Regions from separate parts of the Homo sapiens genome. Here region 2 is linked to region 1. The links are chromatin loops, found by intact Hi-C in ENCODE. Cell type or tissue: mammary epithelial cell. All regions are shown on one strand. Each heading gives the region's core, and the rest is flanking DNA. Links, peaks and the distances in the headings are about the cores only.

The links. Hi-C counts contacts between places; a loop is a spot of excess contacts. Peaks named below come from ENCODE experiments on the same cell type or tissue, not always from the same donor. Only the 100,000 strongest peaks of a DNase experiment are listed, where the experiment ranks them.
Region 2: it touches region 1 in a loop (20-fold over the local background); 6 of 110 quality-filtered maps call a loop at or near these places.

The regions. Positions count from the first base shown.
Region 1 is chr2:164,555,927-164,565,177 of GRCh38, forward strand. All of the region lies in intron 2 of GRB14 (growth factor receptor bound protein 14), which reads right to left. Among named protein-coding and RNA genes, the nearest start is that of GRB14, 61 kb to the right of the region's middle. In mammary epithelial cell, for the core only: a CTCF peak has its summit at 4,461 (motif pointing right); no DNase peak of the experiment used is centred there.
Region 2 is chr2:164,650,653-164,659,903 of GRCh38, forward strand. It overlaps a transcript of COBLL1 not described here. Among named protein-coding and RNA genes, the nearest start is that of SNORA70F, 32 kb to the right of the region's middle. In mammary epithelial cell, for the core only: a CTCF peak has its summit at 5,294 (motif pointing left); DNase peaks (open chromatin) are centred at 4,889 and 6,669; H3K27ac peaks cover 3,050 bases.

The sequences.
Region 1 (9,251 bases), core at 483-8,482:
TTTTTAATAGATAGGCAATGTACTAATAGATAGGCAATGTACTAATATTTCATGAGAAATATTTTTATATCAGGGTCAGAGTAGTCCTGAATTTTTACATTCTTATAAATAAGAAACACAGTGTCCTAAGATAACAAGAGACATTTTTAGATATCTTGAATTAAGCAACTCAGTAGTTCCCTTGAAAGAAAAGGAATGGGAAGCAATGTAGTCATTATTACTTATTCCAAATCTCTAATTGTGTTTTTAAAATTTTGCATTTTAAAAATAAAGACTGCTCCAAAAGACCCTAACAGCTCAAGAATATCCACTGCTTTCTTATTGCTATCCTGTATTATTTTGCTAGCTGTCAAATATTTACTAAGAGAAAAACAGTATATAGTTTTGAGAAATCAGGTTGCAAGAAAAGCCTCCAATCCTCTCCACTTGCGAGGGATAGTCAAAAACACATTTTCCTTGAGCATGAACAGTACATGTTAAATTAGTTATAAGACATTACTTAAAACAGATACTGTCACCAATATCAGAATTACAAGGATTGACACAAACAGGTTTATTCCACATCCTTGTACCCCCTTTCACTTTATTCCCTACAATCCTGTCCTCTGACTCCAATCCTACATTTTTTTCTGTTTCTTGAAAAAGTCATGCTCCTTCTCAACACAGGGCCCTTGCACATGCTACTGCTTGTGCTTAGAACACGGTTTCCCTACCCTCTACTTTTTCTGCTCCCTCATATCTTAGGATAAACCATTATTTCTGGGAGGAAGCTTCCAAAGACCCTCCAGCTTAGGTCCAGGCCCTTTGTTGCAAGCATGCAAGTGTGCAACTATAATTACTACGTGTTGCCCTTCACCATAAGAACGATGTATGACATCAGGGACCACTGTTTTCTCCTCTTTATATCCCCAGCAGTGAGCAAAATGTGGGGCACACAGCGACAGTCAAAACGATTCCTTCAGTGATGAAAGAAACCATCATGTACACCCCTGTATGAGACAGTATTAGTGAATTCCAAAATGGTAGTGTTGACACCTCACGGAGTTTGAAAACCTCTATGGGAGAAAAGACACATGTGAACCAAAGAGAAAATTTAGGCAAATTTTCATGAAACTTATGGACTGAACAAAGGTGGCTTAGGTGACTGCTGAGAGCCATTTCATATCTGGGATTCTGAAAGAATAAGGAAAGAAGGTAAGAAAACACCTGTGTGGGACAAACATGAGCAAACATACTGAGGAAGAAAGGAGTGAACAATACTCAGGAAAGAATAACCAGACCACACTAAATGGAGAGCAGAAGGGCTAAGTTATGAGGACAGGGAGTAAGCATGGGTGCCAGGCAGCCTGAGGAGGGGGTGCCTTCACCCGGTACTGTGGTACACTGGTTTCCATCAGTGCAAACTAGCCAGGGGCCACCACAATAGGAAATGCTTTTCAAGATACACAAGTGATGGGTAGCTTTTTAAAAAGTTGGCAACGTAGAAATAATTCTTAAAAATTAAATGTTATTTAATAATAAAAATGACAGTTTTACATGAATATGATTACAAAGTGGTAAGAGAATCAGGATAAATATCCACATGATGACTTAATCACTTAGGAAAGGGTTCAGCTACAATAACAGAAAGTCATTCCTACCTACAATGGGTTAGCCAGATTGAGGTTGACTTCCTTCTCACATTTGAAACCAGGGCAGGCAGCTCAGGATTTGGTGAGGCAGTTCCATCAAGTCACCCCTGACCAAGGCTCTTTCTGTCCTTTCACAATCTTTGAGGTATAGCTCTTATCATTAAGGTCGCAAGATGGATCATCTCCACACCAGCTCTGTAAAAACCCAGCCCTGGTATAGATTTGTATGATATTACATTTCTGCAGTAAATTATAGGGTCATGCCTGGCTAAAGAGATTCAGAAATAGAGAATTTGTGTTCCTGGGGATCCACAGAGAGCTTCCAGGAGTCCTGGATATGAATTCAAAATCCACAGATGATGTTTTATGATGCATTAATTTCCCATCCAGCAACAGGCTAAAGAGTAGTGGTCTCACTACTGGAAATGCCCTAAACTTGGCACAGAAGGGAAGTTAGCACTGTCACACCAGATAGCCTGGGGCACTGACACTGCAGCAGCATGCCGCATCTAGGGTTCCAACCAAGAGAAAAAAAGCCTGCAGGCAAGAAGAGGCTCAGGACATCTCCTTAAAGCCCCTCCATTCACCTTTATCCTCCTACTCTATTATTTACCTTTTCTGCTCTCCTTGTCTCAGGCCAAGAGCCATGAAGAGTACTCATTCTTTGGGCCTCCTTTCTTCCTATTAGGTAGAAAGAAGGACTCCAACTCAAGTGGGGGTTCAATTTGACAAAGAGAAATTCAAGCCCTTTCAGTTGGCTCTGTTATGTGGCAGAAAAAAAGATAAAAGAAACTGCTCCAATTTCATTATAAAAGAAAGCAAACATTAACAACTAAGTTAGAAAATATCCTAAGTTATCACATACAGACACACACACACAGACACACATGTTAAGACCTAAATCCAATATGAATAATAAAGAGGTTCAAATCACAAATCCCACACTAAAGTTTCCGATGATTTCATCAAAGCTGTGTTCTCTGAAGTTTCAGTGTTTTTAATACTCATGCAATTCCTGCTAAGATGCCAGGGCTAATTCATCTTTGAAACAAGAAAACCTCTGCAAGTGCTAATGCTAATTCATATTTAAAGCAGAATACCACTGGCCATGCTTATGTTGGACACAATGTTATTTCAGGATCTCATTTCAGTTTTTAAGCAATAGTTTATTCCCAGAACAGCCATAAGACATGTCTAAGTGAAAAAGTTAAAAATTGATTCACACAGTGAGAAAGAAGAACAAGTAGTAGGGCAGAGGTGGAATAAGTGTTTAGAAGAGAGGGAAAACGTGAGGTGGAGAAAGATACTGTTTGCTAGAGCCCAAGACACATCAGACTTTATTGCAATTATTGAGTTGTCTGGCATCAATTGAAGCCCTTTTAGGAACTACCTTATTTCCTTGATTTTTTAAAAGCACATTTTTTTCACATTTAACTTCTCTGAAACCTGGATGTAACTTACCCTTAATGGTATGTTATAGTTTTATTGGAAGTATATAAAATAATGATGCTTCTTACAACTTAAAGTGCCATACAATCAATAAAATATGCTATGTTCAACCTTCCCAGGACATTTGGGGGTATTATTTCATAAACTTATAATAGTGTACAAAACATCACTTTCTAGATCCTAACATTCCCATGCAGTAACAAACACTGGGAACAACTGATGTATACCCATTTTGTAATTTTACTTTTCCTTCATTTTTCTAAATATTTATTTATTTACTTTTCTTATTTTATTTTATTTTTCCATGAGTTATTGGGGTACAGGTGGTATTTGGTTACATGAATAAGTTCCTTAGTGGTGATTTGTGAGATTTTGGTGCACCCGTCACCTGAGCAGCATATACTGCACCATTTGTAGTCTTTTATCCCTTGCCTGCTCCCTCTTTCCCCCCAAGTCCCCGAAGTCCATTGTATCATTCTTATGCCTTTGCATCTTCATAGCTTAGCTCTCACATATTAGTGAGAACATATGATGTTTGATTTTTTATTCCCGAGTCACTTCACTTAGAATAATAGTCTCCAATTTCATCCAGGTTGCTACAAATGCCATTACTGCATTCCTCTTTATGGCTGAGTAGTATTCCATCATATAAATATACCAGTTTGTTTACCCACTCGTTGACTGATGGGCATTTGGGTTGGTTACACGATTTTGCCATTGTGGATTGTGCTGCTGTAAACATGAATGTGCAAGTATCTTTTCGTATAATGACTTATTTTCCTCTGGGTAGATACCCAGAAGTGGGATTGCTGGGTCAAATGGTAGTTCTACTTTTAGTTATTAAAGGAATCTCCATACTGTTTTCCATAGTGGTTGTACTAGTTTACATTTTTCTAAATATTTATTTTACATCAGTGAAAGACATGCATAGAGCACAGTGTTGTAAAAGAAATGGAATCTATACTGTTTAGAATCATAAAATACTAAAGGTTAGAAGGGTTCCTGGAGAACATCCACTGAAATCCTCCCATTTCACAAATGAAAAAGCTGAAGCTGGAGTCTTGACCTGCTCAAGGACCTCCAAATGGTCACCAGCTGAGCCAGCCACAGAACCCCATTTCTGGCTCCCACCTGATGCTGTATTCTTACCATTCTGTTCGTCCAGTATTTAGGCTGCTTTAAGCTGCTGCTTCTACATGACATCTTGGATAAAAGTATTAGATAAATAAACACTAGAACATAATTAGATGTATACATACATATATCCCAAAGCACCTAGCTTTTTGAGTGTCAAAAAAAGACTATTTTTCTTCATTTTGTTTTGTTTTTTCACTTTTCATAGCTTCTCGCCAGAATAATTGCAAATACTGAAGTAGCCAGCAGAGGGAGTCTTTATTTCTCAGTTTGTGCAAATAGAGAAAATATCATGTTTCGAAAACTGCAACCTTGTTAAAACTATGGGGTTTCTGTTTGATACAATCACAAGCTTGTGACAAAGTTAATATCTATTTTTTCAGAATTAGTAAATATTTGAATTTTTAAGATAAATGATTTCTACATATTAAACATTAATAAGAAGGATTGGGGGGGCATATGTATATATACATATGTGTCACCTCACCAGGAACCTTTCCTGGAACTCAAACTTGGAGTTTTCGCTGGGATTTCGAACAGTTATATCAAATTTTTTCTTCAAATATTGATAAAACTACCCAAGATAATTTCAGTTTTCAAACTGCAAAATAATAATTCCTGGTATTTTCCCAAACAAAGCCTGAATGTATACGTTCAAATATGCATGTCTGATTAGGAGGCTTTCTGACAATGCTGTTCTTGCCAAAACAAATTTTGAATTCCTCTTTGAGAATTATCATAATAGCAAGCATTATTAATATCCTACAGGGGTAGAAAATCCTTATCCTTTCTAGGGGTTTAGAATCTGAAATTACCAAAAGTCTTGCTTCTTTTTTTTCCTGCCAAAAAAGAGATTATTATTTTTAATATTTGGCTTAGAGTTCTGGGGCACAGCCATGAGAGCCAGCCCTACAGACCGCCCCAAGCAGTAGTCTGAGACCGTTCATTAGCCCAGCTATTTTTAATCAGCCTTCACTGCCAAATGTGGAACATGCAGTACAGTGTGCAAAATCATGATGCCCAGCAACTGTACTCATGGGGGTTCAGCCCAGGTGTTCACAGTGGACAGGGGATCCTGGAATCTGCTGTGATCAGATCTCAGACCCCAAACTTATTATTAGCCATGAGTTTTAGACTCCTCATACTGTAAAATGGGCAAAATGCTGGCAAACTGATAGCACTCAACTAATGTTAGCAATTATTATTATAAAATTTTGAAAGCAAAATAAGGCATTTCTGAATAAGTCCCAAGAGACCCCTACAGTCCTGTTGAGCTCTAAGAAACTCTGACCTGATGGTTGAATCACTATGTCTTTGAGGCAAAACTGAGTGCACAGCAAGGAAAAGTAACTAGGAGAGCAAAAGGCAGATTGGCAGAAAAGGTGAGATTCGTCCCATGAAAAGACTACAGGTGAGAGGACAAATTACTGCAGCTACACGGTGATGAGTAGCTATGCAGTACATGTGCCCAGGCAATTCTGAGGGACAGCCTCCTGTGCTAGGTGGAGCAGAGGCCCGGACCTCTGTCCCACCTCTGTCATTTATGAGCGAGGTGCTTTGGCCAAGACACTTAACTCTCTAAGCCAATTTTCCTCATCCAAAAATGGGTTTGGCCACCAAGCTTTTAGGGTTCTTATGAGGGTTAAAGTGAATGTGTAATCAATGCTGAACATGTTGTAGCTGCTATTTTTTATTGTTCTTTGTGAAGGGCAATACTCTGTGTGAAGGGTATACCAAATTGCCCACTGCAGCAAGTTGGAGCTAGATAAAGGTAATGAAAAGGCCTGAGCATTACAGCTTTTCATCCCAAAAGATGAGAAACTTGGCAAAAATTAAAGAAAAGCAACAGAGACAAATATTAGGAAGGAAATAGCAGGTCAGTATCTAAAGAGCTCAATCTTGCCTTTACAAAAATTGTTTTTATCCAACTAATTGGTAATTAGATACCAACTTTGTGCCTTCTATGTGCTGGGCATTGGGGTTCAATGATGATCAAAAGTAACAAGTTCTCACCATCATACAGCTAAGGTTCTATTAATAGTAACACCACTTGCCTACTGAAGCAACGTCTTAATACTAGACCTACTTTTATCCCTTTCAAATATACAACCCAGAAGTCCCCGTCTAATACTCCTTAGGACACTGAAAGGAGGAGTAATTAACCACCTATCTTGTATTTAAATCTACGTTCCCAAAGATTTTAAAAAATATATTCATCAGCGTATATAGTTGGATTCATTTTTTTTAATTCAAATTAGAGACCTTCTAAAGTTACAGAAAGGAAAGCAGTGGGAGCAAGCATTTGAAAGATATATTGTCTTTCTCTCCCTGGCTGAAATCTATGAAGAAAAACCACTTTTTGTTTGACTCACTTTCTACTATGAAATCTTTGGATAACCACTTTAGGAGAATAGGGCACGGAAAGTTTAAATTCTCAGTCACAGGGAAATTTAAACTGTTTATGAAACTAGTAAAACATGCCATTTCACAGGTGGGGAAAAAGGGAAATTCATATTTGTTAGACTTCTACTATGTGTGAAATGCTTCTAAATATTTATTCTGTTGAATCCTCACAACTGTTCTGTGAGGAAGCATCATCATCCCCAAGATAGAGAAACTGATTCTCAGAGGGTTTTGAAAGAATGCTCCCAAAGCCAGGGCACTGGAGAGTGATGAAGCTGAACTCAAACTCTGGGTTTCCTGGCTCTAAAGCATACATATAATCTGCTACAACACACTTCCTAAAAACTCACTTCTCAGGAAAAGAAACATTTCACTAAAATGCAAATACCATTCATCTGTGTGACACCCTTCCTGGTTGAGTATGCAACTAAGTTACTCTGTACAAAAGTAAAAAGGGCAGGAGAAATATCAAGGTTTAGCAAGAATGAGAACTCTGGATAAAAAGCAGTAACAATGCCCACTACCACTTCACTATCACCTTCCAAGCAAGTCCACCATCTAAACTAAGACCACCATCCATGGCCTTCCACGACCCTCTTCTGCACAGGAAATCTGCTCTCTCCCCACTTATTACCATACCTACAATCCCTATACAAGTAATAGAATATTATTTGCTCAAAAAGCATAGCTACATTTCATATCTGGCACCAGAATAACAAAAATCCCAGACAAATATTTACTAAATGTCTAATATGTCCAAGGCACTTGTAGAGGAGATGGCGAGTTACCCACCAATATCCACCCTTCCTCTCTTCCTTCCTGATGAATCCTGATTCTGGTGAGGAGGGCAGTGTGCTACACTCCAGGCCCGCATTTCCTGACTCCTCTTGTATCCAGAGTTGGCCAACAAGATGTAAGCAGAAACTCCTGGTTACTCCACAATGGCACGTTAACTGGTATAAAACTCACGAGCCTGTTCTTGGTCCTTCACATTCTCTGTGCAAAGACTGTAAACAGGATGACTGGAAATTTACATTTATCTTTCCATAAAAGGAAAAAGGACCCACACTAGAGAAGAAATAATAGAAAGCGAGAAGGAGTTCAGTTGCCTGAGGACATTGTGGGGCTGCAACATTAGCTTTGGACTTATCCTTGTAAAGTGAAAGAAAAATAAATCTCTTTTCCTCCTTAATCCACAGTCCTTTGTGTTTTTTGGTTACATGAAATTACATTCTGCCCATAAATGACAAAACATTTTAAAGATTTCTTCCTTTAAAATACTAAGATCTAGTTGTAAGACCAAAAATCAAAAGACAACTTTTGGAAACCAAATGGTGGTCCAAGATATACAAAAATAAACAAGATAGAGCAACTGAAAGTCATATTGTACACACCTATGGACGGCAATATGACTTAAATATTATTTAAAAGGTAATAATAAAATTGATGTTACAGGGCTGTAGTGGTTGAATTGACAAATGAGTAATAAAGGTGGGTCCACTGATACTAAATCAAGGCACCTTGAAGATAAAGGTGAAGCAAAAGAGTCTTAGAAGGCTTTAGGATGAGAACACAGCCTGAGCCGACACTTAGGCAATAGACAGCATTTGGGAAAGCAAATGAGCCTGGTGTTGTCTATAGGCTGCAGAGCACAATTCTGGGAGCAGAAGTGCAGATATACAGATTTTAAAAGCCGTTTGAAGCCCAAGGAGGCAAACGATATGCTGCAGTGAAGGCTTCAAGGGAAGCTGGGCAGGCTGAGGGCCAGGCAGGCCCTGGAGCATGGCAAATGCTAAGGAAGCCTGGACTGATTTTGTGCATGTTTAAAAGATTCTGGGAAAAATAGTGATGTGATGATGTGTTCTTTCCTCCACTAAATCACTTTTAGAAAATCATAGCAATTAGTCTAATTGTATGAGGAAAGAAATGATTATAACATGAACTATTCTCTTATATGAATGGGGAATTAGATCTTCTCATAAATGGCATTGCTCCGTATTACACTCATGAATTTACAATTTTCAAAAGGATTTGAATCTTAAAAAAATATATGTCATTAAAAGTATCCCTTTTTTTCTCTGAGATTTCAGAAGATACTTCAGGATCTTGTGTGCTTATGAACATCTCCTGTAATTGTAGCATGGATGAAGAATGCAAAAATGTTTGCAAACATAACTTAAAAACAATGTTGGCTGGGCACGGTGGCTCATGTCTGTAATCCCAGCACTTTGGGAGGCCGAGGTGGGCAGATCACAAGGTCAGGAGATGGAGACCATCATGGCTAACATGGTGAAACCCCTTCTCTAGTAAAAATACAAAAATTTAGCTAGGTGTGGTGGCACACGCCTGTAGTCCCAGCTACTGAGGAGGCTGAGGCAGGAGAATCGTTCGAACCCAGGAGGCAGAGGTTGCAGTGAGCCAAGATGGCGCCACTGCACTCCAGCCTGGGTGACAGAGCAAGACTCAATCTCAAAAAACAAACAAATAAACAAACAAACAAAAAATGTTAATCTGATAGAGACATGAAATATGCCTGACCCACCGAATCAGGATATGGATGTAAGGCCTTCTGACCTGGTAGTGTTTCCATAAAAGAATGTGAATTTTATATTATACTTAGTTTATACTTTACAA
Region 2 (9,251 bases), core at 706-8,705, 95 kb after region 1:
GTGGGCCTTTTTACATTCATCAACATTATAGTTCCTTGAGCTTTTTGAATTTGGACAACAATTTTCTTTCTCAGATTTGGGAATTATTTCTTCAGATAAGCTCTCTGCCCCAGTCTCTCTCTTCTTCTGAAACTTTTATAATGTATATATTGCTCTGCTTGATGGTGTCTTATAAGTTCCTTAGGCTTTCAACACTTTTCTTTGTTCTTTTGTTGTTGTTATTCTCTTGATAATTTCATGTGACCTTTGAAATTTCAATGTCTTTGAAGTCATTGATTCCTTCTTCTGCTTGATCAAGTCTACTTTCATCTGTTCTAGTGAATTTTTCAATTCAGTTATTTTATTTGTCAGTTCCAGAATTTGTTTGGTTCTGTTTTACTAGGTTTTTAAAAAATCTATTTAATGATACTCTCAATTTGTTCATGCATCATTTTTCTGATTTTGTTTAGTTTTCTATCTTCTCTTAAAAGCACATTGAGCTTCTTTAAGACGATTATTTTAAATTCTTTGTTAGCTACTTTCACAGATCTTGTTGTTTCTTTAGGATTGGTTTTGGGAAATTGGCTTTATTCTTTTGAATTGGCCATGTTTTCTTATTTCTTTGTATGCCTTACGTTTTGTTGTGATTTTTGCATTTAAAACACAGCCACTTCTCCCAATCTTTGTGCACTGGTTTTGTACGGGGAAGATCTTCATAAATCAGCCTGCATAGAGATTCTAGTGGCCTCACAAGCCTTTTATGGGAATGTATCTTCCCTGAACTTGTGCATGTAATTTTATAGTGAGAGGTTTGCCAGTTTATTTTTCAGGAACTTGTCATCTCTTGCTCTCTCTGATGTCTGTCTGTAGTACTGCAGTTTCTCTGGTGCTGCCACAATTCACTGAGCTGCATTTTGTTCTCAGGCATCCAAAGCATCCCGGTTCCCTGTTAATGCTCCAAGTTAGGAGAGATAGAAACCAATCTCTCAGGCAGTGCCCTCCTCCCACCCCAAAAGCTGAAACTTGGACATACATTCCAATCTTCTTCTTTCCCCCAAGGGAGAAGCTGTACATTGGGGCTTTTCATTCAGATTATGAACTGTAACAGCTTAGGAGGAGCTTGCTTCTCCTTCCCATTTCAATGGGGCTATTCTTGACTTTGTGTTTGCCTGGTGTACTTCAACTTTCTAACTGAATTCTACCATTGTCATAAAGGCTTTTTGAGCTGTGTATTGTTGTTAAGTCAGCGTTTCTGTTGGGGAGCAAGGTCTAGGCACCTTCCTCTGCCATCTTGCTGGCATTATTCCTAGTACTATTAAAAGTCATAACACCCAACTTTAAGGAATACACAAAGAATTTACAAATGAGAAAATGAAGTCACTCAAAGGACTCATGAAATGATGCTAAAATGTTAATTTTTTTCAAAATTGTTGTTTAAATTTATTATAAAATATGAAGTAGCCACTCTATGTAGCATTCAAAGAAAATTTACTTAATAATAGGGAAGCAATAATAGATCTTTAAACCTAGAGTGGCCCTGGAAATATGTCCCTCAGTCATTAAATTTTCAATGTTCAAATTCATTTTGTCTTCACTTTTTACCTCCTCCAACAAATCAGAAACTGTTTCTCCTAGTATAACCATTATCTTGAGTAAAAACAACATTACCAGTCACCAGAGCAATACATTTTCCTGTCTCTCTTCCCTTTTACCCTCAGCCACTTATGATCAGCGATTTGGTTCTGTCATTTGCTTTTTCTTTTTTGTTTTTGTTTTTCTTTCTTTCTTTCTTTCTTTTTTTTTTTGAGACAGGGTCTTGCTCTGTTGTTACTCAGGCTGGAGTGCAGTGGCATGGTCTTAGCTCATTGTAACCTTGAACTCCTGGGCTCCAGTGATCCTTCTGCCTCAGTCTCCCAAGTAGTCAGGTCTACAGACACGTGGCACCACACTCGGCTAATTTTATGTAGAGATAGGGTCTTGCTATGTTGCCTGGGCTGATCTTGAACTCCCGGCCTTAAGTGATCCTCCCTATCTCAGCCTCCCAAAGCACTGGGATTACACACATGAGCCACTGAACCTGGCCATGGCCTTGTCACTTTTTACCTTACAAATATATTGGGAGAAATGTATTTCCTTTTTCTTTTTATCCTCCCTGTTTTCCCTTTCATTAGGCCCTCTCCACTACACCTTTTAGAAAACTCAGCTATGAATAATCACATGAACACATTAAAGTAATTCAGGCCTTCATTACCTCCTAAGTGAACTGTTGCTCTTCCTGGAAACTGGTCTCCCTGTACATGACTCCCCAGTGTGGGATTATTTTTCTACACTCACACCATGGCAATTCATACCTCTGTGTTCTATATAAAATAGTGCCTCTACTCAAAGACATTTAAATGCCTTCCTTTGCATCTTTTGTTACTCATCCTTCAACTCCGTCTCATTTCCTCTTTGGATGCTACATAGTTCAGTTAGTTTCTTTTCTTCTGTGCTCCGATAGCATATCTCTGTTTATATTTTATTACAATCACTTCTCAAACTGTGATTCACTGATCAGCAGTATCCATAGCCTGGAAGCTTGTGTGAAATGAGGAATCCCAGGTCCCACTCCAGACCTAGTGAACTACAATCTGCATTTTAAGGAGATCCTCAGGTGGTTCCTATACACATAAAAATTTGAGAAAGGCTTTTATTGACCATATCATGTGAGGTTTGGATGTCTGCCTTTCACACTAAATGCTGCATTTCTCTAGACAACAACCATTTATTTCATTTTTTACTTATTTAATACAGTGTCAGTTTATGCTAACCACTAAATGTATATTAAATAAGTGAAAGAGAAAATGGAAACAGATGGTTTAGTGGTCACCTAAGTTGGAGTGACAAAGCCAGGATTCTATCGACATTTATGCTATGCCACTTACAAAATGTCTTTCCTTTCCATTTCTGAACCTCCAAGATGATGGATGACACACTTATAGTCACAAGGCTATTTTAAGTGGCAAAGAGGACTCTAGAACACTAGAACACTAGTTTTTTTTCTTGACACTTAGTTGAAGATCTTCCCATTGTGTCATTTGGCCTCTATCTGTCAGAAGAACAAATGGGAAACACATTAATTGAACTTCTGTCCTCACAATGCAAGTCTCAAAGAGCATCTGCCATGATGAATGAAAATATGTTTGTAGTTCACAGTGTGCTTCAAGTCATTAGTACTGGATTAAAGTCCAGTAAGCCAGGATCAGTGAACATCTTTATGCCAAAGTTAAGGCAGATGCCCTAACTGAAAAACAAAAAGGAAAACAAAAACATAAGAAATAATTAGGAATATAATTAATCAATTTACCAATTTGATTTTCTCTATCTGGTGCAAAAATTTTCTTGTAGCATTAATTATATTTTATAGTACATTCATTTAAATATGTGATACATAATGATTACAAATTTCCATTTTGAATAAGACATATTTATACCCCAAATGATTCTTTATTTATGTATTCCAAGTATGCTTGAATATTTTGGGCAGAAAACATACATGATGTTTTATAATTGCCACCAATATATCTTGCTTTTCTTTGTTTCAGTTTTGAAATAATTATCATGCCATAAGTGGCCTATTTACTCATTATTCCTTTATTTATGGGATATGTACTATGTACCAGGCACTGTGATATGCTATACCATCAGGAAATTCTACCTCTAAGAATCTTATGGGGAAGTCGGGGAGATAGCCAAAGAATCAAGTAGTTTACAATGAACTTTTACAAAGGGGTAAACAGCGGGTACTTACTATGGTCTGAAATTCATATGTTGAAATCCTAACCCAAGGTATTAGAAGGTGAAGTCTTTGGGAGGTGATTAGGTCATAAGAACAGAGCCCCCATGAATGGGATTAGTGCCCTTTTAATAGAGGCTCCAGAGGTAGCCTCGCCCCTAGCAACAAGGCACCATCTATGAACTAGAAAGTAAGCCTTCACAAGACACTGAATCTGCCAGTGCCTTTATCTTGGACTTCCTAGCCTCCAGAGCTGTGAGAAATAAATTTCTGTTGTTTGTTAGTCACCCAGTTTATGGTGTTTTGTTATTGCAGCCTGAATGGACTAAGACAGTACTAAAGGGCATCTAGTAAGAAATAGGACCAGGCCCAAGTTTGGAGAACAGAAAAGCTTTTGCAATGATAACTATGAAGCAAGGTCTCAAAGAATGAGTAGAATTTAATATGACAAATTATGTAGAATAGGATGTTCTAGGCAGAAGAAGAGAGCTGCATGTGTAAAGCCCTAAGCCAAGAGAAAGGATGAAAGTTTCAAGATAACTACAAGTAGTTCAGTAAGGGTGGAGCAGAGCTTTGCTGGTGCAAGGGAAAGAATGGTATGGAGAATGATAAGTTAAAGCCAGACAAGAAAGCAGGGTCAAGATCATGAGGGGTGCTGAATGTCCCACAAAGGAATTTGGGCATCATTTTAAATAATAAGAGTAATATGTAATGCATTTCTAGTGCTTACTGTAGGCCCTGCATTGTTCAAAACTCATCTCACTTAGTTTTCACAACCACCATATGCTCCAGGTACTCTTACTACTCCCAATTTTTCAATAATAAAACATACTCTGAGAGCCACTGCAAGTGAAATCTTCTCTGAAGATTTGAGCTTCGTTTGGCATTGGCTGCCAAAAGATGAAGCCAGGGAGATTCCCTGTAGGTATTTTCCTTGGGAACCATCACAGATCCACTGTGAAGAGGAAAGCCAGCCAGTTCTGGAGTGTCATCACCTTTTGCTCCAAGAATATTTGCAATCTTTCCCAAAGGAGGGAGAAAAGATTCTGTATTGGCTTAAAAGATTCTGTATTGGCTTAAAAAGGCTGAATCATTCTCAGAGGTGAGATCTAGGCTACTGAAGGAATGACTCAGAGGAGGTGAATTAAACAGAAAGTTCCCAAATTTCCTCATAGTAAACCTTGGAACCTAGTCTCTCATGAAAGGGTTTCTGTACCAAGAACCTACATCCTTGGGAAAGGTGTTTCCTGAGTTTGCTGTCTGCTAGTTTATACACTCTCTCTAGACAATCAATCTGTGCTGTAGTTCAGAAAGCAAAATGAGATGATGTAAAAAAAAAATTCTCACATTTCTGCTCACACAATGGAAAATTAGATGCAGAAGCACTACATTTAACCAACTTTGTTCAACAATCTTTAGTTACACCTGTTTTATACACACACACAAAACAAGTCATTGGAACATCAAAATGTTAGCCCACTTGGTTCATTAGGAGTTTCATGATATTCGTGCAGTGGGTACTGCCAAGTCCTGGGCATATGGCTCCACCATGTGGATGAGACTCTGCAAATAATACTGACAATATTTTTTTTTCTTTTTTTTAAGACAGAGTCTTGCTCTGTTGCCCAGGATGGAGTGCAATGGCCCAGTAATGGCTCACTGCAGCCTTGACAGCCCAAGCTCAAGTGATCCTCCCACCTCAGCCTCCTGAGTAGCTAGGACCGCAGGCATGCACCACCATGCCTGGCTAATTTTTAAATATTTATTTATTTATTTATTGTAGGAACAGTGTCTCCCTGTTGCCCAGGTTGGTCTCGAACTCCTGGTCTCAAGTGATCCTCTCACTTCAGCCTTCCAAAATGCTGGGATTTTAGGTATGAGCCACCATGTCCGGCTGACAATAATTTTTAAAAAAGAATTTAAAGTTATAATAAAAATCAGAGATCATAGGTCAAACCCTTATTTTATAAATGAAAAGAGTTAAAGCAATTATATGAACTAATTCACTCTTAATTCACCCATTCAATCATTTTAATTATTGAATAATGAGATTAATATGTTCAGTGGGTATTTGCTTTATTTTTGTCTACATATAATCTAAGCCCCTTTTCTACTTGGGAGCAATTTTGTTGTGTAAATGTGGTGGGGCAAAAACCCCACTTCCCTCTAGGGAATGGGAAAGAACATTTAACCTCTCTTCTCACCCCATGAACTAAGATATAGGCATGTCTCTTAGTAAACCAACAGGATATTCAATGCAGGAATGTTGGATCTGTAGTAAGTGACATATTGGGATAGTTAGAGGTTGTTCTGGAGGAGGCAGTAAAACTTGACTAGGTCAAGTAGTCATAGTAGTGGTAGCTGTTCATGCCAGCAGCAATGGTGAGGACCTAGTGGTGGCACTGCTAGTGACAATGTCCTATCAAGCTGTTACTGAGATATAAGTTTAGATACATTTTCTCTTCCCACTCTCTAAGGCCCATTTCCTGAGCGTGGTTATTTAGCCTTCCTATGGACTGTCTGAGCCAACCTATATTCTTCCAGTGTAGTTCTTTTCTGGTTAGTAAAGCCAGAGTCTGTTTTTGTTGTGCAGCAAAAGACCCTCATTTAAACAGAAATTGTTACCAGTCGCTAGTTACAGCACAGAGCCTCAGTGAAATGGGCAGAATCTAGGGTTTGTATCTGACCTTGTTGAGGCTGAAGGAATTTTAAATCCTAATCATTTTAGGGATGGAATTTAGATCTGCCTCATCCTAGCATGGAAAAGTGAAACAGCTAATTAAATTATTTCCTGTGGTCACCTGGAACAAATCCTACTACCCTGTAGTTGTCACATGCTGTGTGGTTGCCAAGACAGGCTGCGTGTAGATGCCCCAGTCACCAGTCCTAGTCTTTGAGTCAGACCAGTTTAGGTACTAGATATGTGAATGAACAAGCTTTCAGATGCTTCCAGCCCACAGTCATTGAGTCATCCCCAGGCTTCGAGACTTCCTAACTGAGGTCACAGACATCATGGAGCAAAGATAAATTGTCTCCCACTCCAATTCCTTACCCACAGAATCCATGATTAGAATAAAGTGATTGTTTTAAAACACAAAGCTGTGGGTTAATTTTTTATGCAACAACAATAACTAGAACAGGAACCTACACCAATTCAGCTGTTAAGGCACTGGTTAGACAGCCAGGCACTTGAAAATAGTGAACTCGGAGCATTGTGGAGGAAGTTTAGGGAAAGGGTATGCTGAAGGGGTATGACCCTTTATAGTGAGCCCAGAACGAGAATATATTTCTTGGAAAGTTATATTCACCACAAAGCCTCTAGTGTGAATAAGGTGACCCACTCAGTAGACATAGGTCACCCTTCTTTCTCAGAAAATTACAGTGGACTCAAGAACCACATGTTCATCATGGAAGGAATGAAGGTTATTCATGGTTTCAACAACATGGAGTTCTTACCAATGGTAATATGGCTACGGTCTTTACAAATGATCCATTTTTTTTTTTTGCAGTTGCAAGATTTGATAGAGTGAAGTAGAGTGAAAACAGAGCTCCCATACAAAGGGAGGGGACCCAAAGGGGGTTGCTGTTGCCGGCTTGAATGCCTGGGTTTATATCCCGATCATTGTCCCTCCCGCTGTGCTCTCAGGCAACAGGTGATTGGCTATTTCTTTACCTCCTGTTGTTGCCTAATTAGCATTTTAGTGAGCTCTCCTTACTATCTGATTGGTCATGTGTGAGTTAAGTTGTAAGCCCCGTGTTTAAAGATGGAAGCGGTCACCTTCCCAGCTAGGCTTAGGGATTCTTAGTCGGCCTAGGAAATCCAGCTAGTCCTGTCTCTCAGTCCCCCCTCTCAACAGGAAAACCCAAGTGCTTTTGGGGAGGTTGGCCGAAGACCGCTCTAACTGCTTCCTGTTGAACTGGGGCATAGTAGGGGTGGTGCAGTTGAGATTTCCTTGGGAGGGGTGCCTTCAATGTCATTAACATCAGAGCATGGGCTAGCAGGCCGGTCCAGGGGTCCACGGTAGATCTTAGTCATGGACTGCATCTGGGGCTCCATTTGAAGAACGATTTGTAGTTTTACAGCTTTGATTCTGGAAGAGACAAACTTAACAAGGAGGTTAAAGATATAGGGATTGAAATGTATGGCCTGCAGTGCAGGGGATTATTTCTTTGGCACACTTCACAGGCCCTGACTATCTGCCTGATAGTTTTGAAAAGGCCTGGTCCAGTAAATAATAATTTGGCCATCTGATGGGTGCTATCAATGCCTAAGTGAAAGATTTGGTGAAGGGTTTTAAGTAATTTCCATTGGTTAGCTGCAGGCAAAAGTACTTTTCCTTCTTTGGTGGCTAGCCATCCTGAGGGGAGAAAACTGTGTCCTCATGAGGTTCCCCAATCTATTTCTCCTGCTGAGCATTGGGGCTTGGTTTCCTGGAGGGGATTACCCCATACTAGGGGTCCTTCTATAAGCATCTCTAATGGAGGGTCCTGCCTTGTGGCTCTTTTGGCTTCAATATCTGCTTGACAGTTCCCTTCTATTTCCCTTTCCCTTCCTTTCTGATGACCCCAGCAGTGTAAGACTGCCACCTCTTTAGGTTTCTGTACAGCCAATAATAATCTCCTAATGGCTTCCTGATGTTTGATAGGTGTTCCCTCGAAATTAAGAATTCCCTTTCTCTCCATATTGCTGCATGGGCATGGAGGACTAGGTAAGCATACCTAGAGTCTGTATATATATTTACTCTTTTTCCTTCTCCTAATTCTAGTGCCCGAGTGAGGGCTATTAGTTTTGCCAGCTGAGCACTAGTTCCTGGAGTGAGGGGATTACTTTAAAGTATTCCATTATCACTGACCACTGCATACCCCGCTTTTTGAAGTCCTTTTTCTACAAAGGAACTTCCATCAGTATACAAGTTGAGGTCAGGATCAGTTAAGGGAAACACTAAAAGGTCCCCTCGAGTGGCATAGGTTTGAGCAATTACTTGTTGACAGTTATGTTCTATCTTTTCTTCATTGTCTGGAAGAAATGTGGCTGGGTTAAGAGTTGCACAAGTGTGCAGTCGCAGCACTGGCCCTTCAAGTAACAGAGCCTGATGTTTAAGTAAATGGTTGTCTGATAGCTACAAGTCTCCTTTAGCAGTGAGTATGCCGTTCACATCATGAGATGTCCACACAGTAAGATCTCTTCCCTGTATTATTGTAACTCCATTTTCTAATAGCAGTAGACCATCATAAGTCCTTATAAGCATTATACCTAGAAGGACCAAAGAACTATTTGGTGTCAGGTTGTCCGGAGTGGGCAACTGCCATCTTTTAGGGAATAAGGAGTGAGTAGCAGAAATCTTTCCTTCTTGCAATAAATATTTATTCTGGATTTTTTTTCTTTTATTGATCATTTTTCTCTGTCCTTGCTCTATCTATAGATTGTCTACCATATGCAAGGGCATGGTATCCCACACAAAGTTGCTTCAGTTTAAAGGAAATAACTTTATAGAGA